3 separate regions of the Mus musculus genome follow, and regions 1 and 2 are each linked to region 3. A link is a loop called in an ENCODE intact Hi-C map of the cell type or tissue named here. Cell type or tissue: heart. All regions are shown on one strand. Region 1 has its middle 120 kb from the start of Gm36201. Region 2 has its middle 110 kb from the start of Gm36201. Region 3 overlaps Gm36201 (predicted gene, 36201).

Region 1 (2,500 bases), 73 kb before region 3:
TGGATCCAAGCAGCCCTTTGACCTGCTTGATCAATAACATAAACAAGGCACAGTCTACAGATTTGAGTTCAATAGAACTATGCTGTCCATGAGAGATCATGTGAAGCCGTTGTAACCTTTAAGACCTGGCATGGTTTGTGAGGTAAAGTCAAACCCAGACAGATCCACTGTGGTCATCTTCTGTCTTGCCCATTTCTTATCTGTCTCGGCCATGGGGGAATCCAGCAGGAGTCTTCCCACTTTCAAATGTAATCACTGTTGTTGGTGGAGGCCATGATCCTTTCTCACCCAGCTGGCTCCCATCACCAGTGCGCATGAAGGGTAAGCACATATGCACCTGGTTTCTGCTGAGCAAACACCCCCACCCCTGACAAAGAAGAAAGACCACTTGAGCCTTCCTAGAAGGCATCTGAGCCCCAGCTCCCCAAAAGGTGTGAAATTTATACCTAAGAATGTTCAAAAATATATTTCACTTAAATGACTTGAATTACTTCACATAAGAGGAGATACACAGTGGTGGCTTCACTTCCGGATGTCTAAGGGGCACAGTGGCCACAGCATGAAGGGACCTTGGTGGGAAACCCCAGGTGTCTGCCTGTTATTGTCACCCAAGGACCCAGTATGAGCCATCAGGAGACAGCATCCATCTCTCAGCCCCCGTGCCTCTCTGGTCTCACCAGCTCCTGCTCTGACTCCCCACAACCGCCGAATTTGATGCTGTCTTCATCTCTGGTCTGTCCTTTTTTAACCATTTGCTGGTTTGATTTGTCTTTTCCTCTCTCCTGTGTCTGAGGACGCAGGCAGGCTCTGTTAGCCCCTTTCCCTTCTTAGTAGGAGTCAGAGGAACCAGGCCTAGGGAGTGTCCTTTAGCCACTTCCTTTTGATCAGGGAGAAAAGGTGTGGTTTGACTCCCCACTTTTGGTCTCCAAGCCCTTGCTGCCAAATCTGCCTAGACACTTACGTTGTTCAATGTGTTTTTCTCTCTCCAGCATCAGCAGGCTGCTCGTGTGCCTGACTAACTGATTTTTTCCATACTTGGATAGTGATAGTGATGGGGTCCCACCATAAATGGATTCTGTCCTTCTTTTCTCCATATACCATTTGTTCTTTGCTCCTCAGTGTTTCAGAAATCCCTGTAAACACACACAGACACACAGACACACAGACACACACACACACACACACACACACACAAATAACTCCACACTTCTTGTAATTTTTGACATTTTCCAAACAGCAATTGCTTCATACACCATTTAGCTAGGTTCTACCCTAATGGGGGCAGGATCACATCATAACCGGTTTTAGTAACTCAACAAAACATTTGAGTTCAAGCCCCGCCGTTTACCAAGACCCTAATGCATTGTTCCAAACAATGAAATAGCATTCCTATCAGACAAGGCCATCTTTTTCCTGCCAGGGTCCAGTGGACCCTACTTCAGGAGGAGACACATATAAACCGGAAGCCCCGCCTCTTCCTCTTCCTCCACCTGGTCCATTTGCCAGGACACCTCCGGAAAAGCTGCTCTCCCCTCGGCTGCACTCAGCACAGACCTGCCTGGTAACTTAAGGGCTGGCCTCTGCTCACTCAGAGCCTGTCCCCAGCTCCCCTGGGCTGTTTATCTCATTCCTCTTCCTGAGACACAACAGAGTCAGTCCAGGCTCAAAACACTATCAGAACAGGACTTTTTTCCCCTGCAGATACGCATAGGAACAACTTTGGGATATAAAGACTTAAAACAATGAACATTGTTTGAGATAGAATAGGGCTAAGTCCTGTACAAACAGCTGGATGAAATATATCTCTATCTGCCACTGTCTCTGATTTAAACAATACATAAGATGTTTGTGTAAAACTTGGCATAGCTAGACATGCCTGTCATGAATTGGACCCAGCCCCTCCTGGCAGCAGCTGGGAGAAAGTGACATCTTTCCCTAAGGCTCACTTCTTGCTCTTCTGCATGCACTCCCTCCCAGGACAGCATCAGATGGGTTTTCTGACATCTGCTACTGCATCCTGCTCATGTAGCCTGGCAACAGTGACCAGGTACCCTTGCTGGAACACGCTGCTTCTCCCCAGGCAGGAGACACTGGGTCCACTTGCTCAGTTTTTCCTCATCTGTGCCTCAGGAACAGCCTACCTAGAGTAAGTCCTTAGTGTGACCTTCCCATGTCAGCTCTTGGGTGGCTGAGAGTCCATGAGAAAGCTGCAGATGAGACACAGTGGGCCTCAGGACAGTGACCTTGGCAGGGCATGGTCTTGGTTGAGGGGCTAAGTCTGGAGTTAGGGAGATATGGGTCTCTGAGGGCCCCAGCACATTCAGGCATCCTCTAATTTCGTCTTCTCTGTACTTAAAGCTCTTGTTTTTCTTTAATGTTTCCTTGCCTCTTGCAGAGAAAAGGAAAAACTAGACCAGGTCACATGTAAGCATGTGTTCACCTGTGGTCCACCTCTCTATCTGGGGTGTGCTTCTCTAGAGAAGGATTCTTGATTGCATTT
Region 2 (2,500 bases), 65 kb before region 3:
AGACACATACCCAGACATCGACATACACAGACACACACATATATATACAGACATACATACACACATACATACATACATACACACAGATACGCACTCACACAGATACACACACACACACACACACACACACACACACACCACTGCCCAAAGCTAGCTTCTAAGATACAGCTTAAGAATCTGGAAGTGAGAACCTGCCAGGTACCAGAAAGTTGAAAAAGCTTGGTGAAAACTCATGTCTCCCATCCCTGTGGAAACAGAGTAAAGTGGCTCACAGAAGCCTCTCAACACCAATTTTCAGTTGTTACCCACACTGATTTCCATTTTATGTGGATCACCCCCCCCCCAAAACCCCACCTTAAGCATGCCCTGGGCTTCACTTTTCATCTACCCAGGGCCCTGTCTTCCTCCATGGACCACTTCCTCTATCCTCCCATGACTTCCGGTAGGATTGCCCTTCCCGAAGTCAGCATAAAATAACGCAAGGGCTTTTTCTGTTTTAAAGCTCGGTGTGTGTCAGTTTCAATAGCATAATCCACTAAGAGGAGACAGACTGGAAGCGTCCCTTTCCCTTTCCCTTTCCACAAAGGAGGAAGTCTGTTCTTGGGGAAAGAAGGATGAGAACGGTGGTGAAGGTGGTGAAGAGGAGCAAGCTAAGAAAGCCTCGAACAGCTCCGCACAGAGGCAGAGGCTCCGCATCAGGATTGGCTGTGGAAGAGCTCATCCAACCTACCCTTGCCCACCAATTCCAGAGGCCAGAGACATCCCAGATGAAGCCACACTGTCCTATTGTAGAGCTGGTTTGAGTTGTGTTTCCTTCATGTATTAATGGGAAGAGTGAGGAATCTGTCCCAAACCTACAGAATTGTAGATAAAGAACATGCTGCACCCAGAGAGTGGGCAAGACGGAGCTTAGCTGTTAGCAGAGAGAGCAGCTAAGGGACAGGAGACAACACGAGAAAACAGGCTGGGTCAGTCTCGGTGTGGAGGAACCAGGGTTGAAGCAGGGTCTGAGGTTCTCTATGGAGCCTGAAACTGTTCAGGGATCAGGAGCTGAAGGGCTCACCTGGAAAATGGTTCACAGGTAAACGAAGGGGCCCAGTGTAGGAACAGCTGCTTCCTGTGCCATTTCTTGTCAGATGTGTAATATGGGATATGACTTTTTCTGTGGACGATGCACCTCCACAATGCATTAATCTTAATTTGGTTTTCATTCTGATTTTTATAGTTCATTTAAAAAAAAAAAAAAACCACCCAGGAAGCTCTGCTTTGAAGACAGGTTGTAATCTCCATATTGTCTAGCCTCTCAGAGATGCTCCGATAGGCGGGAGCCAAGACGTGCCCACGTGTGAATAAGACTCCTAGGAAGAACAATCAGGGGAAGAGAGGAAATGAGAAAAAGGACCGTGTGTTTGCTATCAGCTCTGCTCCGGTGCAGCTTCCTGAACACGCAGGAAGTTTCATCCTGTAAATTCCTGGAAAGAGGTCCACTTTATAAACAGAGACTCGGGCAGAGACAGTGAGCAGATGGCTACACTTACTCCAGCCTGCTGGAAAGCTGGGGTAGAGCTATCTGTCTGATTCCTATGCCTATGTGGTTTTCATAGCACAATGTTGCTGGCCCCAATTGACAGGCTCCCTCTCAGCCCCCATGTGTGAGAGCCTGAAGTTCTATGTTCTAAACTTAAATGCTAAAGGCTTGAATTTGTGTTCAAAAGCAAAACTCACATTTTGAATGAGAAAAAAAAAAGTCTAGATGTCAGGCAAGCCTGTGTTCCTGGTGACAGATTCATTATTTCATAACTCTATGGCTGGTGAGACCAAGTCGTGAGGCCAAGGGCCAGACCTACTGCTGCCGGAGCAGGGCACAGCAAGAACTCCTGTGGAACAGCAGCCCCGCCGGAGGGAAGCACTGGGCCGAATACAAATGGGATGAAGGGTGATTCAGAGTGAAGAGGGCACCAGAGCCTATTAAGAAGTAACCTAACAGCCTGGAAGCAAGCAACACAAAGGGAACAATATTTTGCACGTTTGGTATTTCAGAAGCTATTTATTCTCTTAAAAGTTTGCATCATAACAGAAGTGGATGACACCTGAGAAAAACTGAACACACCGGGGCATCATTCAGGAAAGGGGATGCAGGAGATGCATTAAGTAAGAGGTCACATGACCTCTATATGAATACTATATGGTAATGACCTAGACCCGTAAGAGGCCAGATGCATCATGGGAAGGTCTGTCAGGCTGAACAAAGGATATGTATTTTACCATTTATGTATATTTCCATAAAAGCATGTAAGTAGTTTAGTCCTCTGTATTTGTAAGATGTCTAGGCAAATGCAACATGAGCATAAAATCATGCCTGAGATCGGTGAGTACCAGACCTGGGGCTGTGGTTAACTCCAGTTGGTCAGAGAACCTGATATTGGGTGGGCGTGGTTTTCACTGATTGTGTTGTTCATTGTTTAAATGAGGAAGAGACAAGTACGTGTTTACCAAATTA
Region 3 (2,500 bases):
ATGAGTGCATTATCATGTGTGTCTGTTTATACTCATGTGTGTGTGTGTGTGTATGTGTGTGTTCATGTACACATGAACCTGTCATCACGCATGTAGGAGTCAGAAGTCAACCTCCAGGGTCATTCCTTGGGTGCTGTCCTCCCTGTCTTGGGAGACAGTCTCTCCATTGGCCTGAAGCTCACTGATTCCCCTAAATTGTCTGTTTGTGAGCACCTGAGATATGTCTATTTCTATTTCTCTAGCTTTGGGATTACTAAATCGAGCTGCCATGATTGGCTTTTTAAAGTGTTCTGGAGACCAGTCTCCAGTTTTTATACTGACACAGCAAGCACTTGTCTGCCTGAACCACGCCCTCTCCTTCGGTTACAGTCTAGATCTCCTTCTCTCCGTCCAGATGGAGGGAAGAGAGCCTACTGACCAGCTGCTCTCACACCAAGAACTCAGTGATGCGTGGGGAGTGCCAGTGGCTCTGGAGATTTGTTAGATGATCCAACGAATAAAGGAATGAGTGAGTGTACCATTGCCCCCAAACCCTCTGCTGGTGTTCTGTGTGTGTTCAGCAGGCAGGAAGCGAGGTGCTCTCTCCTTGTGAAGGGGAAGTAAGCCCCAAGCTTGCAGCCTGGTCACCTAGATGTCCACCTAATGTTCTGGGACAGGACATTTTTATGTTCTCTTACTTAATCCCACTTGCCTCGGGCAGGGTAACAAGTAGTTTCTGCATCTTAGGATGAGCCTGCTATAGGCTGGCATGCCCTTATGTTTGAAGAAACCACTGGGAGCCATTAGGAGGGGCAGCATCTCTGCAGGTGAACACAGAATTTCTGTTGTTTCTGCCCAGCTTATACCCTGACTCCCTCAGAACCCTGCTCTAGGAAAGAAAGTAACCATGGGAGAAGTCTGGCTTCCTATTACCCAGTTGGAGTCACACAGTAGGAAGCAAATGAACATGGTTAAAGAAAATGGAGTACATTTCTGCCTTGGCGGAGAAAAATATATATAAATTTTTAAATGCACTCGATATTGTCTCTTGGTGGTGGTGGCTTTAGGAGTGGGACTCCTGAAGTTAGAGCGCCACCTGCTGTCCGGTTATAGAATGGTTTTGAATAGATGCCTAGAGAGCTACAGTTTTGGACACAAAGGTCTGTGTTACTGAGACAGAAAAGCACACGTATGTGACTGCCTGAATCATGTGGCTGATTCTAAAGCAGGGGGATTTCCACAAGTCTGAAAAGACTCTGGGAGAGGCATGGCCCTGTGCAGCCAGAGGCTGCATGGAGAAGCAGATCTGAAGGGTGCCCACACTTTCTAGAAAGACTTGGTGACTGAAACTGGAACTAAACGGGTAATAGGCAGAAATAAGCAATTATGTCTGCACATTGGATACAACCTTTTCCATGGAATCACTGAATTCTGTGCTTAATGGGTGACCTAAGGGGAGCTTTGCCCATGGGTAAAGTCATTCTCTTATATATGCTATTTTAGGGTGTTGGAGAGAATATAAAGGCTGTGGAATTACAAAGTATTGGTAAAGGTGATGTGAACATCATTGGTTTTCCCCCTCCCTGAGCAGAGGTGGACACCTTTCTCTACCATCCCTAACTAGAAACGAAACTCTCCTAGGCAAAAATGAAGCACAAGATTAACATAGAAATATCTAGAAAAGGGAAGCAGGGTTGAGAGAAGAGCTCTGTCGAGAAAGGACCTTAGTTCTGGTCCCACGTAAAGAGCCAATATGCTCATGTGGACTTATCTCAGAATTGGGAGGCAGAGAGAGGAAATTCCCTGGGCTCCTTAGCCAGCCAGCCTAGCCTCCATGGCAAGTTATTAGTTCAGTGAGAAGCATGCCTCAAACAAACAAACAAACAAACAAATAAACAAAGGTGGGTGTCTTAGTCAAGGTTTCTATTCCTGCACAAACATCATGACCAAGAAGCAAGTTGGGGAGGAAATGGTTTATTTGGCTTAAACTTCCATACTGCTGTTCATTACCAAAGGAAGTCAGGACTGGAACTCAAGCAGGTCAGGAAGCAGGAGCTGTTGCAGAGGCCATGGAGGGATGTTCCTCACTGGCTTGCCTCCCCTGGCTTGCTCAGCCTGCTTTCTTATAGAACCCAAGACTACCAGCCCAGGGATAGCACCACCCACAAGGGGCCTTTCCCCCTTGATCACTAATTGAGAAAATGCCTGACAGTTGTATCTCATGGAGGCATTTCCTCAACTGAAGCTCCTTTCTCTGTGATAACTCCAGCTGTGTCAAGTTGACACAAAACTAGCCAATACAGTGGGGATATGGAATGATATATCGCTCGGCAGTTAGAACATTAGTCACCCTTTGAGAGTGCCCAGGTTTGATTCCCAGCCCTTGCCTCACAACTCACAACCATCTGTAACTCCAACCAGAGGATCCAATGCCCTCTTCTGGCATCCACTGGCACCAGGCACAAACGTGATACAGACCAAACACCCATACACACGAAATAGTAATAACAGTGGTGCTAAT

The links. Hi-C counts contacts between places; a loop is a spot of excess contacts. Peaks named below come from ENCODE experiments on the same cell type or tissue, not always from the same donor. Only the 100,000 strongest peaks of a DNase experiment are listed, where the experiment ranks them.
Region 1: a loop joins it to region 3, with 6 times the contacts of the local background. A loop is called at or near these places in 2 of 42 quality-filtered maps.
Region 2: a loop joins it to region 3, with 6 times the contacts of the local background. A loop is called at or near these places in 2 of 42 quality-filtered maps.

The regions. Positions count from the first base shown.
Region 1 is chr17:67,511,353-67,513,852 of GRCm38, forward strand. No RefSeq gene overlaps it. Among named protein-coding and RNA genes, the nearest start is that of Gm36201, 120 kb to the right of the region's middle. In heart, no CTCF peak of the experiment used is centred here; DNase peaks (open chromatin) are centred at 869, 1,499 and 1,979; H3K27ac peaks cover 1,406 bases.
Region 2 is chr17:67,519,645-67,522,144 of GRCm38, forward strand. No RefSeq gene overlaps it. Among named protein-coding and RNA genes, the nearest start is that of Gm36201, 110 kb to the right of the region's middle. In heart, no CTCF peak of the experiment used is centred here; a DNase peak (open chromatin) is centred at 1,417.
Region 3 is chr17:67,584,294-67,586,793 of GRCm38, forward strand. The region is part of intron 2 of Gm36201 (predicted gene, 36201); the gene reads right to left. Among named protein-coding and RNA genes, the nearest start is that of Gm36201, 44 kb to the right of the region's middle. In heart, a CTCF peak has its summit at 1,066 (motif pointing left); a DNase peak (open chromatin) is centred at 1,088.